Regions from separate parts of the Homo sapiens genome. Here region 2 is linked to region 1. The links are chromatin loops, found by intact Hi-C in ENCODE. Cell type or tissue: body of pancreas. All regions are shown on one strand. Each heading gives the region's core, and the rest is flanking DNA. Links, peaks and the distances in the headings are about the cores only. Region 1 overlaps SNX10 (sorting nexin 10). Region 2 overlaps LOC105375199 (a long non-coding RNA gene).

The links. Peaks named below come from ENCODE experiments on the same cell type or tissue, not always from the same donor. Only the 100,000 strongest peaks of a DNase experiment are listed, where the experiment ranks them.
Region 2: it touches region 1 in a loop (3-fold over the local background); 21 of 110 quality-filtered maps call a loop at or near these places.

Annotation. Positions count from the first base shown.
Region 1 is chr7:26,349,672-26,359,872 of GRCh38, reverse strand. All of the region lies in intron 2 of SNX10 (sorting nexin 10), which reads right to left. Among named protein-coding and RNA genes, the nearest start is that of LINC02981, 44 kb to the left of the region's middle. In body of pancreas, for the core only: no CTCF peak of the experiment used is centred there; no DNase peak of the experiment used is centred there.
Region 2 is chr7:26,056,378-26,066,578 of GRCh38, reverse strand. LOC105375199 (a long non-coding RNA gene) reads left to right here. Exons shown (of 7, transcript XR_927114.3): 3 at 4,882-5,036; 4 at 7,765-8,115. Among named protein-coding and RNA genes, the nearest start is that of NFE2L3, 91 kb to the left of the region's middle. In body of pancreas, for the core only: a CTCF peak has its summit at 4,706 (motif pointing right); a DNase peak (open chromatin) is centred at 4,728; H3K27ac peaks cover 1,414 bases.

The DNA of each region.
Region 1 (10,201 bases), core at 2,555-7,554:
CATCCTGGCCAACATGGTGAAACACTGTCTCTACTAAAACTACAAAAATCAGCTGGGCGTGGTGGCGTGTGCCTGTAGTCCCAGCTACTTGTGAGGCAGGAGAATCGCTTTAACTCAGGAAGCGGTGGTTGCAGTGAGCCGAGATCGCATCACTGCACTCCAGCCTGGCGACAGAGCAAGTCTCCGTCTCAAAAAAAAAAAAAATTAAAACAATACTTTTTAACAGGTGCTCTTTACTAAATAGGTTTAGTTTAAAAATTTGAAAATGTACAGCAAAAAACTATCATGTTTCACATAAGTTTTTAAGTATAACTTATTTACTCAGTGATCATAAACTTGCTAACTGAGTTTGATTTTAAATATTAGAGCTTTTTGATAAGATTGGGAGTTCAATGCTGGAATTCAGGCATTTCTTATTGCTTGTTGGGGCACATCTGAGAGGCAGGCTATGAACGCTTGAGAGCAGAAGAAAAAGAGAGATCGGGGGCTTTCTGGACAAAGCACCTCCATTGAATCATGCAGATAATTAAATGAGACTCTTCATCATAGAGGATTTTTTTTAATCAAAAAAATACACCACACTCTGAAAATAACTTTTGCCCCTATCAAGTTTCACCTTCTAGGGCAACACTTTGTCCTTGCACTGGAGACTTCTGTCCCACTACTTGTCTTTAGTAGACAGGGATTATGAATTACTGTTCCAAAAAGTCTTCTTTTAAAATATTTTCATTGTGTATTTTTAAAATCATTTAGGGGATAGAATAAGAACAAGATAGGCAGGGCTCACACCTGTAATCCCAGCACTTTGGGAGGCTGAGGCGGGTGGATCACCAGAGGTCGGGTGTTCGAGACCAGCCTGGCCAACATAGTGAAACCCCATCTCTACTAAAAATACAAAAATTAGCTGGGCATGGTGTTGGGCGCCTGTAATCTCAGCTACTCAGGAGGCTGAGGCAGGAAAATTGCTGGAACCCAGGAGGCGGAGGTTGCAGCAAGATCACGCCACTAAATGCACTCCAGCCCGGGCCAACAACAGCAAGACTTGGTCAAAAAAAAAAAAAAAAAAACACAAGATAACACTATAGTGATGCTCTTTGGCCATTATTTCTTTTCTTTTTTCTGTTTTTTGAGATAGGGTCTCACTCTGTCACCCAGACTGGAGTGCAGTGGTACGATCTCAGCTCACTGCAGCCTCAAACTCCAGGGCTAAAATGATCCTCCTACCTTAGCCAACCCCGCCCCCAGTAGCTGGACTACAGGCGGGTGCCACCATGCCCAGCTAATTTTTTAATTTTTTTAGAGATGGGGTCTTGCTATGTTGCCCAGGCTGATTCTGAACTCCTAGGCTCAAGCAACACCCCTGCCTCAGCCTCCCAAAGTGCTGGGATTATAGGCATGAGCCACTGTGCCCCAGCCAGTATTTCTTCTTCTCTATTTCTTTATTTTTTTCATGCGCATTAAGAGACAACCATCATTTCTTAAAAGCACATTCTAAATTATAAGAGGGATTTAAAAACCATTTTTAAACCAAATATCCATAATATCCCCTAATCACAGTGTGATAAAGCAGATTCTGCCCAGGGATGGAAACAGAAGCAAAAATCCAGGTACTCTGCTCTTGGCCTATGCTTTTCACCTCCATCTCTTGTCACCGTGTATGTGTGTGTGTCTCTTAAACTTTTAAATGCACACTCAAAATTCATTGCAGCACTAAGACTCCACATATTGTTTCAATCCTGAAAATCTTTAATTTGGTTGGAGTGCTAAATATCACTATTCTCTTGTGGATGGCAAACTTCTTCCCTCTCTGCATCCTGAAACGTTTCTGTGCCTGAGAGCCAACCCAGGCTGTTGTTCTTTGCACACTATTGCAATTCTAGGGTGACCTCATCCAAACACATTCAACCCCCTCCCATGAGCTGATGGACCCCACCCAAAGCTCCATCCCAGTGCAGGCACCTCTCCCATGGATCCAGCCTCTAGCCTGATCCACCTAGAAGTCCCTTGAGCACGCCATGTCCATACCCTTCCCACAGCATCCTGCTCCCCTTCTCAGTGAAGAGCATCTCCCACCAACCCCAGCTAGAAACCCAGTTCTCCTAGACCCCTCTGTTTGACTCATTCCCCAAATCCACACAGACCAAGTCCTTCATAGTCATTCTCCTTGGAACCACTGACAACTATTCCCTCTGCTACTGCCTTGGTTCAAGGACCTCTTGCCCAACATTAATGCAAGAACTGCTAATTTATTTCGGGGCCCATATCCAGTGCATTCCCCACATGAAGACAAGAATGGCTCCAAAACACGTATCTGATGATGTTGCTTTCCTTCTGAAAATCCTTCAAAGGTTGCCCCATAACCTTCAAGTTCAAACTCCTCAGCTAGCACAATACAGCCTTTCATGATTTTCACTCTGCTTATCTTCAAAGGCTAAGCATAGGTCCCCATAAGCAACATGCCACTTCACACTTCCATGCCTTTAACTAAGCTGTTCTCTGCCTGGATTGCTAGGCCACCCTACTGCCTTTTTTTTTTTTTTTTTTTAATCTTCTCTTTTCTTCTACTATTTTTTGCCAACTCCAATTCATTTTTCAAATGCAACTCGGTCACCACTTTTTCTGGGAACCCTTCTCAGATTCACCCAGTATGACTTATTTGACCCTCCTCTGGGCCCCTAATGTCTCTGGGATTGCCTTGGGCATAGTCCCTACTCACCACATCCTACTGTGCTGTATTGTAATTACCTGTAGGCCTCCTCTAGCAGACGCTAAGCTCCTGTAGGGCAGCTTAGGCTGTCTTGTAAGACTTGAATGCCTCATACATCCAATGCCTTCCATTAGTATCATTTAATGAATAAATAAATGCCTGTAGGAATAAACAAACTGCCTTCAGGAAAGGAAAATCAAACTTCACTTGAAATTAAAACCTCATCTACTTGGGTTCTTGGGCTCCATGAATTAATGATAAGTTATTTAGCAGCTGGTCTAAGTTTATCTTAATTTAACAAACCCCTTCCTCTAAGGATGTGCCAATTAACAGCATAAGGATCCAAGAGCAATGTTTAAGATCTGGGAGAACAAACTGTTTTCTAGCACCCTAAAGAACTCCAGAAGCACCTATTTACATAGAAATAATTGAAAATCCTTCTGATAGCTTCAGTAACTTAGTCCCCTAAGACTTGTACCAGGCAACAATTTGTTGGCCTAGTGGGAGTTAAAATATGTACTTGAAAGTAATAAAAGTACATTTATTTTAAAATATTCTATAATTCACATGGGTCTCCTCCTCCCCCACTCTGCAATTAGTAGGAATTAGTGAAGTTTCCCCATACTCTCAGCTACAAATAGCACACCCAGGAAGCCAAGGTTCACCTCTAATCTCTTAATTAGACGCATCCCTCACGACACTGCCCGCCATCCTTCAAAGGAATGTTGACAGGCTGTCAGCCACAGAGGACAGTTCCACAGCCCCTTACCTAGAATCATATGGATTTCCTAGGAAAATTGCTTCAGCAGCTGCAGTTAGTCAATTTAATAACCTTATTAAACACTTTAATGACTTCTTGGGCCTAATGACTATATGTAGTATGAGAAAGCCAGGCAGAGTGGAATTAAAAATTTAGACTAACTGTCCCTGCTGTTCTCCATGTGAAAACAGACTTCTAAAGAAAGACTCCTAGACTCTTTGAAGATCTAATTCCTGTGTTATCCTATAATAATCAGCCTTTGATTTCAATGTTCCCTGTTTTTCCCCCATCCCCACACCCCAGGTTTGACCATTATCCACTTCTACCCTATCATTTTTTTCCTTAGCCCTTAAGTGAGATGAAACTAATAATAAAAATAACTGTATTGTATTATACCAGGGCACTTGACATGTGGCAGGCATTATACCGTTTCACAAATGTTTTCTTCAATCTTTACAACAACCCTCAGAGCTCAGTATATTCTCATCCTACTTTACAGATTTTTTAAATGAGGCTTCTAAAGCTTAAGCAACTGGCCCAAAGTCAAATGACCAGCCTGAGCTAAGTTTCAAACTCAGATCTGCCTTGTTCCAAAGACTGTACTCTCAAACATGTTCTATCTCGTGATTCTTTTACTAATAATAAATATTAGGCAATTTCCAATTTCACTGTAATTGTATTGTTTTGGAGGGGGAAGTTTTTTCTGCTTTTATTAGCTAAAATGCCAGTTCAGACAACATGCTCTTCTCAAACTCTGTCCTTCTGGCTTCTTAAAGCTTTGTATTTCATTTTTGTATTTCTAGCACCAAGCATGGTACTAGCACATAGTAAGTGCATATTAAATGTTTCAGAATTAACCAACTGATTGACAAGATTTTTTAAAAAGCAGAGGTCCTCTATGCTGAAAATCTAAGATGCTATTGAAAGGAATCAAAGCAGAGACACACTATGTTCATAAATTGGAAGACGCAACATAGTAAAGAGAGAAATTCTCCCCAAATTGATCTGTAGGTTTAACACAATTCCTATAAAAAATCTCAGCAAGACTTTTTTTGAAGACATAGATGGGCTTATTCTAAAATTTATATGGAAAGGGAAATGTCTTAGAATAGCCAAAAAATTTTTGAAAAAGAATAAAGTGGGAGGAAGCCTTCTTCCCAATGTTAAGGCTACAGCAGCAAGACAATGGAGTCCTAGAGAGGGATAGACACAGAAGATCAGTGAAAGAGAACAGAAAACCCAGAGGGAGACCTACACAAATACGCCCACCTGATTTTTGACAAAGGTGCAAAAACAATTCAAAGGAGAAGGAAAAGCCTCTCAACAAATGATTATGGAACAACTGGACATCCACAGGCCAAGAGATGAACCTCAACCTAAAGCGTGCACCTTATACAAAAATCAACACCAACCAAACCACAGATGTAAATGTCAAACACAAAACATCAGAGAAAACTTTTAGAAAAACTTTTAGAAAAAAAAAAAATCAAAGAAAATCTTTCGGCCTAGGACTAGGAGAAGAGTTCTTCAACTTATCTCAAAAGGGCAATCCACATAAGGAAAAAGTGATCAATTAGGCTTCACCAAACTAAAAATCTTTGCTTTGCAAAAGATGCCGTGAATAAGGTTAAAAGGGCAAATTAAAGATTGAAGAAATATTTGCAAACTACACATCCCATAAAGGACTTGCATCTAGAATATATTTTAAAAAAAAACAAAACTATCAGACGGGTGAGGTGGCTCTCTCCTGTAATCCCAGCACTTTGGGAGGCCAAGGTGGGAGGATCACTTGAGCTCAGGAGTTCAAGACCAGCCTGGGAAACATGGTGAAACATTTAAAAACTAATTAAACAAACATTTAAACAAACATTTAAAAACTAATTAAAAATTAGCTGAGTGTACTGGCTCACACTTGTAGTCCCAGCTACTCAGGAAGCTGAGGTGGGAGGATTGCTTGAGCCTGGTGGGTGGGTGGGAGGTTGCAGTGAGCTGAGATCACACCACTGCACTCCAGCCTCAACAAGAGAGACCCTGTCTCAAAACACTCATTCACTTACTCTTATTTAAAAAATAGAATTCAATTAGAAAACAAGCAAAAGATATGAAGAGACATTTCACCCAAATAGGGCATACAGATGGCAAACAAGCACGTAGAAAGATGTTCGACATCGTTAACCACTAGGGAAATACAATTAACCCTACAATGATATATCATACATACCTATTACAGTTTCCAGGGGGATTATCACTATTTTTTATTTTAGCCATTGTGATAGGTGTGTTTTTTAAAATTTTCCATCATAGCTTAGTTTGAATCTTTGTAGCACAGTAAAGATGAGTAGGTGTTAACTGTAAAAATATTTACTTAGATTACAGAAAGATCACAAAAGACGAAAGCTAATAAAGCAGAATGTCTAGGTGTTAAGTGAATACTAATTTTTCATAGCTTTGATGAGAATTTTCTAACATAAAAATGTAAACTTGTCTCAGTTTGTTCTTTTTCTTGGGACATTTTTTTTCCTATTTCAAAGTAGTGTTTTACATGTTCATGTATTTACACTGGAGACTCATTCATTCACTTAAAATATATTGTGCAACAACAATGCGCTAGGTACTTTTCCATACAACTAATGATTATAGAATTTACCAGTGTGGGCTGGGCGTGGTGGCTCAAGCCTATAATCCCAGCACTTTGGGAGGCCAAGGCAGGCAGATTACCTGAGGTGAGGAGTTTGAGAACAGCCTGGCCAACATGGTGAAACCCCGTCTCTGCTAAAAATACAAAAATTAGCCAGGTGTGGTGGCACACACTTGTAATCCCAGCTACTCGGGAGGCTGAGGCAGGAGAATTGCGTGAGTCTGGGAGGCGGAGGTTGCAGTGAGCAACTGAGATCGTGCCACTGCACTCCAGCCTGGCCGACAGACCAAGACTCTGTCTCCCCACCAAAAAAAAAAAAAAAAAAAAAAAGCATTTACCAGTGTGTTAATCACCAGAGTGCTATTCAGGACCCCCATATAACAATTTCACAACTAAAATCTAGCACATTTCATATACTATATTCTTTACAAATAACAAAATAGAAGGGCAAAAGGAATATATCAAGCAACCTTTCTTTATTTCCTAATAACAGCTGTAACAAATAACTTAAGAGACATATGACAAGGGATATTACTTGCCACTCTACAGCATGGAGTATGTTTAAATACCATCCTCTGGTGGTACTGAATGATGATTTTTTGAGAAGCTTTTATTACTTCAGGATAAACAACTGTGAATGAGATTTAGCTAGACCTGCCTTTTACATGACTTATAATAGCTCACAATGTTGCAAGTTTCTTTACACAAGTAGTATCCCAAATCAGCGAGTTACCTTTTCATATCTTGTAACACATCAGGAAAAGTGCAGAAAAAAAAAACCTCCTCTTCTGCAGTAAGAAATAATTGGCATCCACAAGGATGCAATCAGCAAAATCTAGAATGTGAAAACCTCCATAAGGCAAAAGATGCAATTTCTTCCACAAATAAATTGCAAAAGGGGGAAAAGAGAGAATTAAAGACTTTAAACAATGTATCAACCAAATGCAATGTGTGGTCCTTATCTGAATCCTAATTAAATAGAGAATTAGAACAACCAAGTATATAATTTTTTTCAAAATAATCAAGGTAATTTGCACATTGAATATTTGATGATATGAAGGAATTGTTTAATTATTTAACATGTGATTATGTGGTTCATTTTTTAAAAAGGTCATTTGTTAGAAATGCATACTGAAATATTTACAGATGAAATTATATAATATCTAGAATTTGTTTCCAAATAATTGACTGTGGTAGCAGGAGGAAATAGGTGGGGTGGGGATATAGCTCGGCTATGAGTTAATAATGAGTTAGTAAATTGTTGAAGCTGGTTGGTAGGTACACATATGGGGGTTCATTTTATTATCATCTCTACCTTGCGTATTTTTTTGTTTTGGGGGTTGAAGAGGCAAGGTCTTACTCCATTGCATAGGGTGGAATGTTGTGGCTATTGATGATCGCTCAATGCAGCCTTGAACTCCTGGGCTCAAGTGATCTCGCCTTGGCCAAGTAGCTGGAATTACATGCATGCACCAACACACCCAGCTTTATGCAATTTTTTAACACAAACAGGAGCATAACCTACATTTATAAATACTATTTTGTTTATTGGTTTATTCACTATACAATCTTTCAGAATCTTTTTATGTGAGCATATATATGTCAATGATATTTGTTTTAAAATAAACTTTTTATTTTAAACAGTTTTAGATATAGAGAAATTATGAAGATAGTACAGAGTGGTCCTACATATCCCACACCCAGCTTCCCCTATTATTAACATTTTATATTAGCATGCTGCCTTTGTAACAATTCATTAATCAATATTGACATGTTATTATTAACTGAAGTCCATACTTCATTAAGATTGCTGGTCGGGCACAGTGGCTCACACCTGTAATCCCAGCACTTTGGGAGGCCGAGGCGGGCGGATCACGAGGTCAGGAGATCTAGACCATCCTGGCTAACATGGTGAAACCCCGCCTCTACTAAAAATACAAAAAATTGGCTGGGCGTGGTGGCAGGCACCTGTAGTCCCAGCTACTCAGGAGGCTGAGGCAGGAGAATGGTGTGAACCCGGGAGGTGGAGCTTGCAGTGAGTCGAGATCGCACCACTGCACTCCAGCCTGGGCGACAGAGAGAGACTCGGTCTCAAAAAAAAAAAAAAACAAAAAAAAAAAACCAGACTGCTTGATTGCTTTAGTTTTCACCTAATGTCATTAATCTGTTGTTCCAGGATCCCACTCGAGATACATTATATTTGGTCATTGTGTTTCCTTGGGCTCCTCTTGGCTATGACAGCTTCTCAGGCATTCCTTGTTTTTCATGACCTTGACAATTTGAGGAGCCCTCGCAGGTATTCTGCAGATTTGTCTGATGTTTGTCTCATGATTAGATTGGTGTTATAGGTTTTTGGAAGGAAGGCTACCTATTTCAGAGGGTAAAGTGCCATTTTTATCACTTCCAGGTGATATCACTTCCACATGCTAGCAACATAACATCACTGTGGGTGTTAACAGTGATCACCTGGCTGAGGAAGTGTTTGTCAGATTTCTCCACTGTAAAGTTATTCTTTGTTCATTTCTTAACAATTCAAAGATGAATTTATGTTTACTAATTCTTTCTTTTCCTAAGCCACTTCTAATTTAATCAGAGCTGGTGAAGTATTTCTTGAAATGTGTTAGAACACTGAGCTGGAAGAGTGAGATATTAAACTATAAATTCTGTATGATCTCAATTTTCTAAAAATGACATATACATATATATAGAAAAAGACTAGAAAGAAATAGCTCAAAGTTTTATTTTTTCCTGTATACTTTTCCAAAAATGTTCTGCAGTGAACAATTATTTTAAAATCTGGAAGAAGAGTTAAGAAAAAAAAAAGGAATGAAGATCTTTCTCTGGGACAAGCTCAGAAAAAAATATCAGAGTCCTCACAGTACCTGTAACACTAATGTAGCGCTCAGAATGGTAACAGCCTTCTCTGAAACCTGGTGTGTATGTGTGAAGACAATATTCCCAGCTGCCTTTCTTTGCTTACAGAAGACTGTAAATTGCCTCTTATGGAAACTTAACTATTTTTTCAAACAGGAACACTTAATAACTGAGTATAACAGAGACTGAGAAAAATGGAGGGAGGGAGGGTGGGAGGGGAAAAAGGGAGGAAGAAAGGAGGGAGAGAGGAACAACAAATTTAGGTTTTGGGGAGTGAGAAAATGTTCTGTCTTGTTGCTTCCCATCAAAGTACCCAGCATCACAGGATCCTAGCTAATATTATTTATTTGTTAAAGGTATTCATCAGTTCCAGACCAGTCAGTTTCCAGTCAGTTTCCGAATATCAAAAGCATGCTTTCCTAGAGGAAGTCCAAAATATTACCATGGGTCAGCATAAGCATATCTTAGACATATTAATATTAACCTTAGGGGCTGCTCATCCAAAATGGCAACACATCCCTCCCTGCCGGCTCTCCCCATAGTGCCCCATCTCCTCCCTCAGTGGTGGGGTCCTCATGGTTTGTGCAACTCTCTGGGGCCCACTTCGGCCTGTCCTACTCAGGATATTCCCTGCCAAAGAAGTGATGGATATATCATCGCTAAGGTGTCAATAACTGGAGTTGCCTAGAAGCTGCTGTTATACCTAGTATGAAGCATGTGCATTTGGGAAGGGGAAAATCAGTTATCCTAAAGGGATGAATCTCTAAAAGTAGAATGCAGCCATCATGATCCAGGAGAGCAGGGGAGATATGCACGCATGCACACATACATTCAAAAGGGGTTTCAGCCCACACTTCAGGTCACATCACACAGGGAGGAACAGTCTAGTTACACCAAGTGAGCCCTGTGCCAAGGAAAGAGCCCAGTGCCCTTATGGAGGAGGGAGCAGGCGCTTGGGCAAGAATGTCCGACTCCATGAAAGGGACTGTGTGCAGCTGGAGCAAATGCTCACTCATACACCCCACAAGATGAGTTCAGCAAGGCTGAGGCAAGCATCCTGAGTAGTGTAGAAAAATCAAACAGCTCACTCTGGACATTCGAATATAAAAAGAATAAAAATGCCTAGCTCCACAAAAGACACTGTCTGAAATGCGCTTCCTGTCACAGCCACCTGCCTTTCCATTTGGAGTCTGGGTTCTGTCTCATTAAACAGAAGAGTTGA
Region 2 (10,201 bases), core at 2,461-7,460, 290 kb after region 1:
TGTCCCTTCTTCTGAAGTATTTGCACCAATGAATATGCTTTTTTATTTGGGCTTCCACCAATGAGGTTTTATTGTAGTTTAATTCAGTCCAAAGAGCTTTTCTTAAGTATCTACCATGGGCAACTGGATCACTGAGACATTCACTGAGGTGACCGGAAGAGGACTCCAACTTAGTCATAATTTACACAGAGCCAAACTGTCTCTAGCCATCTTTATCATTTATATTTACTGATTGTTTCTTTTACTTCATTCGTGATCCACCTAGCACCAGTTTTTAGATCATTTATTCAACAATCAAGCACTTTCTGTGTGTTCAGGCACTTTGCTGGTTTCTTGGGGTACAGAGGTAAACAAACAGGCATGATCCCTGCCTTTCCAAGCATCTGAGGGGTTGGATAGTACATTTGGTTGCATGAAAGAACATTCTTTTTCTTAAGCAGTGAATTTCCCCTGCCCCACCCCCATAGGCTATGGGAAGGTCCACTGGGCGTATGGAGAGATATTTCAACACTGGGAAGGCTAGAAAGACAGCGCAATGTGAAAGTGAACTTTGCAAGCATCATCTCCACAGTGTCTCGGGATCCTCAGAGCTGCTTCTTTCTTGGGAGAAGTGGGATGGGCTTTTGCACCCTGGCCATGGACAGTGCTGATGGGTTAGAGAATGGTATCCCTCCGTGTGCTGGAATCCAATCAGATACATTAATCTCCTTGGGGGACAAATCAAATTAATCCTCTCTCCAGATGGCAGCAAAGTGACAAGAGTGCAGAGATTAAAAGAGATTGTGAGGTTATACGGTGACAGCACCATCAATCGGGTTAGGAAACCCAGCACTCTATTTTCACCAAAGGTAAATGGCACCATCTCATTTTTTGCAAGTCTGATAGGTTTGGGGTCCTGGAGAAAAGCCCATTCCTATTCACTTCCCTCAATTTGACCCTTTCAATTTCAGAATTTCTATTTCTAAGGAACTATTTTTATTTATCTGTTAAATACTATTTCTTTGTGTTTTCTTTCTCCCTTCCCTCCTTCCTCCCTTCCTCCCTCCCTCCCTCCCTCTCTCCCTCTCTCTCTTTCTCTCTTTCTTTCTTTCTTTTTTTTTTCCACAGTGTTGCTCTGTTGCCCAGGCTGGAGTGCAGTGGGCGATCTCAGCTCACCGTAACCTTTGCCTCCTGGGTTCAAGTGATCCTTGTGCCTCAGTCTCCCAAGTAGCTAGGATTACAGGCATGCACCACCACTCCTGGCTAATTTTTGTAATTTAGTAGAGATGGGGGTTTCACCATGTTGGCCAGGCTGGTCTTGAACTTCTGAACTCAAGTGATCCACGTGCCTCAGCCTCCCAAATTGCTAGGATGACAAGCATGAACCACTGCACCTGGCCTGTTAAATGCTATATTGATCTCTTTGTGCCAAAACTCTTCCCTGATGTTATCATTTTTATTTTTATTGAATTTTCTAATACATTGTGGCCTCTGGGTTCCTGGGGAAGCAGATCCCGACTCAGAGATTGGCATTGCTGCTTAAAGTGTCCTGGGGGTCTTTTCTTCTCACTGGCGTCAACGCTGTGTGGGGAAGGGGAGGCTGGCGGCAGTGCAGTCACAGTGTGTTGTGACTCAGCCCTAGCTGACTCCATGGCTCGAAACCTGGAATGGCCCTTTTGAGTTGTCCCTTTTTGGGAAGAAACTGGGCTTTTATACCCCGAAGTCAACCAGCCATTGCTGCAGGCTGCCCCAGGATGCGGGCACGACCTTGGGCAAGATGGCTTTCCTCAGCCGAGCCGCTGGGAGCTGTCAGCTTACAACCCTCCCCGGGGAGACAGCACCTTGGGTCCTGATGGAGAAATCTGGGTGGCACAGCACAGCATTCATGACAAACATTTAGCAGAGACCCTTAGGATAAGCTGCACTTGAGAAACTCTTTCTTGATGCCATCAATGACTTTTTTTTTTTTTTCCTTGAGACAGAGTCTGGCTCTGTCACCCAGGCTGGAGTGCAGTAACTTGACCTCAGCTCACTGCAACCTCCGCCTCCCGGGTTCAAGAGATTCTCCTGCCTCAGCCTCCCAAGTAGTTGGCATTATAGGCGGGCACCATCACACTCTGCTAATTTTTATAGTTTTAGTAGAGACAGCATTTCACCATATTGGCCAGGCTGGTCTCGAACTCTTGACCTCAGGTGATCCACCCGCCTCGGCCTCGCAAAGTGCTGGGATGGATTACAGGCATGAGCCACCTGCCTGGCCCATCAATGACTTCTTAATGATCTCCTCCAAAGGCATACTTAGTTATCCTTTATCTCTTAGTAGTGTTTGACAGTGGCTTTTCCATCTTTCTCAATATTTTTGCTAAAATAACATGTCTCTTCCTGATTTTCTGATGCTTTCCTCTCTTTGGCCTCTTTTCCTTTTTCTTTTTTTTTTTTTTTGAGATAGAATCTCACTCTGTTGCCCAGGCTGGAGTGCAGTGGCGTGATCTCGGCTCACCGCAATGTCCGCTTCCCAGGTTCAAGCAATTCTCCTGCCTCTGCCTCCCTAGTAGCTGGGATTACAGGCACCTGCCACTGTACCCGGCTAATTTTTGTATTTTTTTTTTTTTTTTTTTTTTTTTTTTTAGTAGAGATGGAGTTTCACCATGTTGGCCACACTGATCTTGAACTCTTCACCTTAGGTGACCCGCCTGCCTAGGCCTCCCAAAGTGCTGGGATTACAGGCATGAGCCACCATGCCCGGCCTCTTCAGCCTCTTTTCTAATCCATAACTATGGTCATGTCTCCTAAATTTCATTCTTAGAGCTCTTTTTTTTCAGCCACTTCTGTCTTAGTTATCTGTCATCTCCATGGCTTCAAAGATAGCCCCCAAAGGAAGAGGTTCCAATCCATAAGGATACCCTTGATCTCTCTTCTGAGCCCTAGTCTGACATTTCTAATCACTTGTCCACTTCAAACTCAGTATGCCTGAAATCCAACCTGCCCTGCCTCTCAAACCAATTTCCCATCCTGAATTCTCTTTTTCTCTCCTTTCTACTGTTTTCCTAATCATTACGCTTGAGATCTCATGTTCATCTTGAACCCCTTTGTATGCTTCATTTACCATCTTGTTGTCATCAAACCTTCTAAGTTAACCTTCCAGAAATACTGCCCCTTTTATTTTGTTTCCACAACTGATATGTAAGTCACTATCACACCACATCTGACCTACTGCAGTAATAATGATTTCGGAGACATTTCTTCCTTTTGAGTAGTTTTGGTAAATTACCTAACACTGATGTAAACACCTTCTACACAACATTGACACACATTTATTCCTCATACCAACCCTATAAGGAAGGTCCTATTATTAGATCCATTCTACAGGTCATAAAACTGAGGCACAGAGAAAACCAAGGCACATGCCAGAGGTCACACAGCTAGTAAATGACACCAGAATTCTGAACCCCAGCAGCCTGGCTCTAGCGCTTGTGCTCTTAACCATGAAGCTAAACTGCCTCAAGCTGGTGCTTGGCTGCTGGTGACACCACCTTTTTCATCTTCATTATTATTGCTCTTGTGTACAAGCCAGAACAATCCTTCACTGTCTCTCGTAAGTTTAATTTGAAGTGTGCCTATCTTATTTTCCCAAGTTGATTGAAAGCTCTCTGAGGGCAGAGACCAAGATATTTTATTCTTCTCTGAACCTTGTTGTAAACAGCAGGAATTTCAGTTTGGTGAAATTCATTGATTGAATTGTTTGAAATATGATGGCAGTAGCCTCCAAAATGGGCCTCTCAGATTTCACACTCGCAGTTAGTTCTTGTTGCACACAGAATGGTCTATTTAGAATGGAAAGCAAATTTAGTTAATTCTCTGTTCAAGCCTCTCCGTGGATTACTGTAAAATCCAAAATTCTTACCATGTAAGGCTCCGCATCATTGGGCTCAGCTCATTTTTAAGTTTCGGTTCATCGCTCAGCTACCGGGGCCTTCTGCACTGCTAACTGCTCCGTGCACTCCCTGACCCCCGCCCAGCTCTCACACTCGCTCCGCCCCTTTCCTGGAAGCCCCTCCTACCAATTTCTCCCTCTTCTTCATTTTATTTATTCAGTTCTTCTGTCTAAAAATACATCATCCTCCCATCACTCTTTACTTCCTCTCCCTGCTGTGCTGTGATTCATAGTTTATCTGTTAGTATCAATTTCTATGTGACATTATAGTTTATGGTTATTTGGTTTTCTTTTCCTTTTTTTTTTTGAGATGAAGTCTTGCTGTGTCGCCCAGGGTGCAATGGCGTGATCTTGGCTTACTGCAACCTCTGCCTCCTGGGGTTCAAGTGACTCTCCTGCCTCAGCCTCCCGTGTAGCTGGGACTAAAGGTGTGCACCATCACGCCCGGCTAATTTTTTGTATTTTTAGTAGAGATGGGGTTTTGCAATGCTAGCCAGTCTGGTCTCGAGCTCCTGACCCCAGGTGATCCGTCCGCCTCGGCCTCCCAAAGTGTTGGGATTACAGGTGTGAGCCACCGCGTCCGGCCATTTGAATTCTTTTTTTGCAGTGTAAACTCCAGTAAGGCAAAGACCTGTATGTTTTGTTGAACAGATTATCCCCAGAGCCTAGAACAGTGCCTGGCACAGAGCAAGCCTCAACGAATATTTGCTGCATGAATGAATGACCTGGGGGGAAAATGAGGAGTTTGAAATGATGGCCATCGGGTCCATTCAGGTCTCTTCCTCCTTCAGCCAGCAGGGGGCTCTAGGCTCTAGAATTCAGAGGCGTAGACAGGCACCTTCACAGTGGTTTACCTGAAATCCCGCCTCCTAAAGCCAGAAAAATCCGCCTCCTTTTTCCCCTCCAAGTAGGATTGTGCCAACCCAGGCAAATATTGAACCTTGTGTTAACAAAGTTTTTTTTTATAGGTGGTCCTTCAAGGATTTCTTGGTTTTGGGTTTTGAAATGTGTAAGGTTTGCTGCTAGCAACTCCACATTTTTTTATTCACTCACAAAGACACATGGTCATAAATAAAATGCATGGAACCAGCGAGACAATAGCACAGCAGTAATGTCATTTTATGTAAGTACTTAAACACCGCAAATTAAACGGCTGACTGAATGAAGCCCATCAATTATATTTTGTGTTTACATCCTTTTGAAAGGAATACATCTCTCTCTGTTTTTGTTTGTTTTATGTTTGTTTTGTTCTGACACCTTCTCAATTACCTGGCACTATAATATTTCTTGTTGCGGACAGATGTCAGAAATACATTGGTAAATATAACATCTTCTTTTGGAAAATAAAACTCCCACTCCCTACTTAAAATAGGTGGTTTTAAAATTTGTATCAACTTAGAAATTGAAAAATCCCTGCTGGAAGAAATCGCTAGTGCATTTGAATGGACTTATTGTCTCTGGTTCATTTCCTTTAGAGTAGATTCTGGCAGGAGTGCCAGACTTATTGCCAAGACAAAAAGAACTATATATTACAGCTCCTGTCCTGCCAACACTAAGTAAAGCTAGTTTGGCAACACTTAACCATTGTTGAGAAGGCCCAAGTATAGTCATAAAAACATTAATATGGCTTATATTCTGTTACTTATGTCTGTTTCTGCACAAATGGTCCTCAAATTTGTACACAGAAAATTTGCCTCCCTCATCAGGCAGCAGTTTCCTGGAAAAACCACAGTAACCTTCTGTACATGAACCAGAGTAGATGGATTCCTGTAGAGGAAGGAGCAAAGAGGAGCCCATGGGAAAGGACGGCTCACCTCTGTGGAGAAGGCTGCCTATCAGTGTTTGTAACAAATAGACCCCTCACTGCATTAGTTTCCAAACAGGGAAATCTATTTCAGTCCAGACACTTTTATTTCTTTCTGGAAAAGAAATAATTGAAATTGCCAACTCTAGGCAGGAGAGAATGCATTGTATGGCTCATAGGGACTGAAGAAGCAGATTAGAAAAGGTGTGTGCTGAGTCTGGTGACCTAACTCAGCAGCTTTTGGCTAAAGGGGTTCCTTGGAATGCAGGGCTTCCTAATTGTGTTAAAATAAAATGATACGCTTAGTCAATAGTTAATGTTTGCCCAGTGTGGGCAGACTTCCTTACAAGGTAGTGTGTGTGGGTAACAATAACATCAACAGAATAGACAGAAGTCCTGCCCTCAGAGAGCTTATGAAACTGTGCATATATTAGGTTGATGCAAAAGTAATTGCGGTTTTTGCCTTTTTTTTAAAAAAAAAAGAATGGCAAAAACCGCAATTACTTTTGCATCAACCTAATAGAATATCACACACTTGAAAGAGGCTTAAGGTCATTATGAAGCATGATACTAATGACTGTGACCCCAGACTCAACTTCTTCAGGAAGGCGTAAATCTTGATCCTGTTTTTTGTTTTGTTTTGTTTTTTTTTTTTTTTTTGAAACAGAGTCTCACTCTGTCACCCAGGCTGGAGTTCAGTGGTAAAATCTCAGCTCAATGCAACCTCTGCCTCCCAGGTTGAAGCCACTCTTGTGCCTCAGCCTCTTGAGTAGCTGTGATTACAGGTGTGCACCACCACACCCAGCTAATTTTTGTATTTTTAGTAGAGATGGGGTTTCACCATTTTGGACAGGCTGGTTTCGAACTCCTGACCTCAGGTGATCTGCCCTCCAAGGCCTCTCAAAATGCTGGGATCACAGGCATGCGCCACCACATCTGGCCCTCTTGATCCTGTTTTTAAAAACTGAAATTGGGCTGAAGCTTGGGTATATCTGGTCTCTAGAAAGCATACCAGAATTCTGTGTATTCCGAAGTATTTAGGAACATGGCAGCCCTCCTGAGCACAAAGGCACTGCTCCCCAAGTGAGATCCGGAGGGGCGAGTGTACGTTTGGTCTCTGTATTTTAATAGGTATTAAACAGCCATTCACTCATTTTCCAAGGTGTTTACTGAGTACTTAGTATATACGAGCCAAAATGCGAGGGCCCTCGAGTTACTTCTGATTGAAAAGAGGATATGACGTGTACATAAACTGCTAAAATTGAATGGACACAGGGATGAGGGTCTCGAGGGAGGCATGTATAAATGGTGAGGAGTTTGGGGAGGGTGGATGACTCATAGATGAGAAGCCTGGGGAGGTTGTCAACGGCGGGTGCATCTTTTTTTTTTGAGGTGGAGTCTCGCTCTGTCACCCAGGCTGGAGTGCAGCGGTACGATCTCAGCTTACTGCAACCTCTGCCTCTCGGGTTCAAGCGATTCTCCTGCCTCAGCCTCCCAAGTAGCTGGGATTACAGGCTCCCGCCACCACGCCCAGCTAATTTTCATATTTTTAGTAGAGACAGGGTTTCACTGTGTTGGCCAGGCTGGTCTCGAACTCCTGACCTCGTGATCTGTCTGCCTTGGCCCCTCAAAGTGCTGGGATTACAAGTGTGAGCCACTGCTCCTGGCCAGCAGGTGCTTCTTATAGGACAAATAGGACTTGACCGCTTTGGAGATGGGCATGAGCCTGGGCCAAGTCCAAAGCTGTAACAGGCTGTGAAGCTTTGTTCCCTTGTCTTTGAGTATCAGATGCCCAGCTAGAACTCCATATTAATAAATTAAACACAGGAGATCGGTTGAACCTTCAGTCAAGCATCTTCCCACATTCCTAATCCTCTGCCTATCTAACTTCAGGAATATTTCTTCACATTATTTTAGTTGAAGGGCTCAAAACTTATTTCTTCTAGTAGGAACTGGTGAATAAATGGTGTCTATTTCCGAGATTCTTTTGTATCCTCCTTATAGACCATGACCACTCATGCTCACATGATCACCGGCCTTTCCCCAGATGCAGCATGGCCCTGTTGTGAACGGAATGATTGTGAACGGAATGATGGCCAAGGAGCTTTATGCTTCTGCACCGCCAGCTCACACGATGGTCCGTGTATTGCCCCGTGGAAAACCGGGGGTGGAAAGCTGTCTCCACGTTCTGCTGCCGAAGCAGCAAGCTGATTCACACATCTTGAAGGCACAGTGGAACATGGAAGGGTGCATATGAGACTTGATTTTGAGGATGAAACTTCCTGTCTGAATCGCTAAGTCTCCCAGCAGGGGTGTTAATGTCCCTGTGAGATGCAGGCTTCCCACAGACACACCCAGGTTGCGAGTGGGTTCAACATGGTCACAGGAGCTTCAAATGGTAAGATGGCAAGATCTGGTAGCATACTGAGACCACCAACCAGGAATGGAGGCTTGCTCCCAAGTAACTAAACATGGACTTGTCTCTGACACGGAAACAATGTGAAACACAGAAGGCTTTTGAGACTCAGAGGCACTCCAACAATGATACTTGAAAACCAGAACAGAGTTTGACACAGATGGATGCTTTCCAAATGTCATGTCATTTTTTCATATGTCAAGGGCGACCCAATGTTTGCTTCCTGTTCCCTAGGTGGGTTTTCCATGGGGACTGCTTCTAACCCCCAATCCCCACACACTCCACCTGGGCTGAAACTGCTGCCTCTTTTCCAATATATAGAAAGAAATGTGGCTCCACCCTGCATTTCCGTAAGACTCAGCTAGTTACAAATTTAGAACCTTGGAAACAATGATAAAACATTCTTCAAGAGAAAATAATCTCCAGGTTTTGTTTCATTATCTGTGAGACTATTCAGTGCTACATCTGCTGAAGGGCATAAAATCCATATTTTTGTTTTAAAAATGGGTCTACTTTGATGCAGCACCCAAATTTAATTACTCTTAAAGCTTTTTAGGATCCCAGATGAAAGATGCTACTGCAGTGTAAAGTTCTAATATTATTTATTTCCCTAGTCATCAACATTAGTTGGTTTCTCCTTTCTTGAAACCTATTTATCATTTGTATAAATATAGTATTTGGGGAGCTTCCTGCATTAGATCATCTCCTGTCGTTTCAGTGCCCTTGATGTTCATTACGCTTTCCTGGTGAGGCTTGCTGAGACATTAATGCAGTGACCTCTCCCATTTTAATATTGCTAGAAGGGCTTTAATGTTACTTATTGCTATTGAGATGAGATTTGACAATTATTTTTCTTGTTTTTGCCTCATGTAAAATACAATCTTCTTTCCTATAAGGGTGACCAGACTTTTCTCCCGATGTCAATACTGTCATTCACAAACATTTGTTCTTTCCTCCTATAACGCTAAACATTGACTAGGTTCTGGGGCTGCCAAGCAATTCTGGGGCTCTTAACCTTCTTCAAAAGCCAGCTCAGATTGTGTCTCCTCTGAGAAGTCACATCTGGCATGTCTTCCCCAGCCACCCACCTTGCCTAGTATAGTGGACAGTCTCTAAGGCACTCCCATGACCCTGTCTCCTGGCATTCACCCTTCATCTCCTCCCCTTAAGTGTAAGCAGCATGTGTGACTTGCTTCACATTAATAAAACATGGCAAAGGAGATATCACTTCCATGGTTACATTACATAAGACTCTAATATCTATCTTGCTGAGGAACTCCCTTGCTGGCTTTGATGAGCAAGCAGTCATGTTGGGGAGGCCCACGTGGCAGGGAACTTGACACCAGCAAGAAGAAACTGAGGCTCTCAGTCCACCACCAACAAGGAATTAAATGCATCCAACAACCTTGTAAGCTTAGAAGCAGATTCTTCCACAGTTAAGCCTTCAGATAAGGACCCAGCCCTGGCCAATACCTTGATTGAAGCCTTACAGAGGACCCAGCTACATGGATACCTACCCCCCGTGGATACCTACTCCCCGTGGGTACCTGCAACTGTGGATAGTACTGTACCCCGCATATACTATGCTTTTTTGACCTGATAACCGAGACAGCTACTAAGTGCCTAGCAGATGGGAAGTATATATGGTGTGGATACACTGGAAAAAGGAATGATGCATGTCCTGGGCAGGAGGCAGCGGCATGGTGCAAGATTTCATTATGCTATTCAGCATGATGCATAATTTAAAACTTATGAATTATTTCTGAAATATTCCATTTAATATTTTTGAACCACAGTTGACTATGAGTAACTGAAACCATGGAAAGTAAAACTGTGGATAAGTAAAACTGTATTGGTTTAACCTGCTAAGTTTGTGGTAATATTGTTATACAGCAATATAAAACTAATATATGTAGCTAATTTCTGCCTTTTCTATGGGCTCTATGTATATTGTGTATAGCTCAGTTACTGTATTTAGATTGTACTATAATCTTTTTTTGCATGTTCAGACTTCCCATATACAATGAGGACCATAATAATAACTATTGAAGCGGAGTAGAGAGGTACA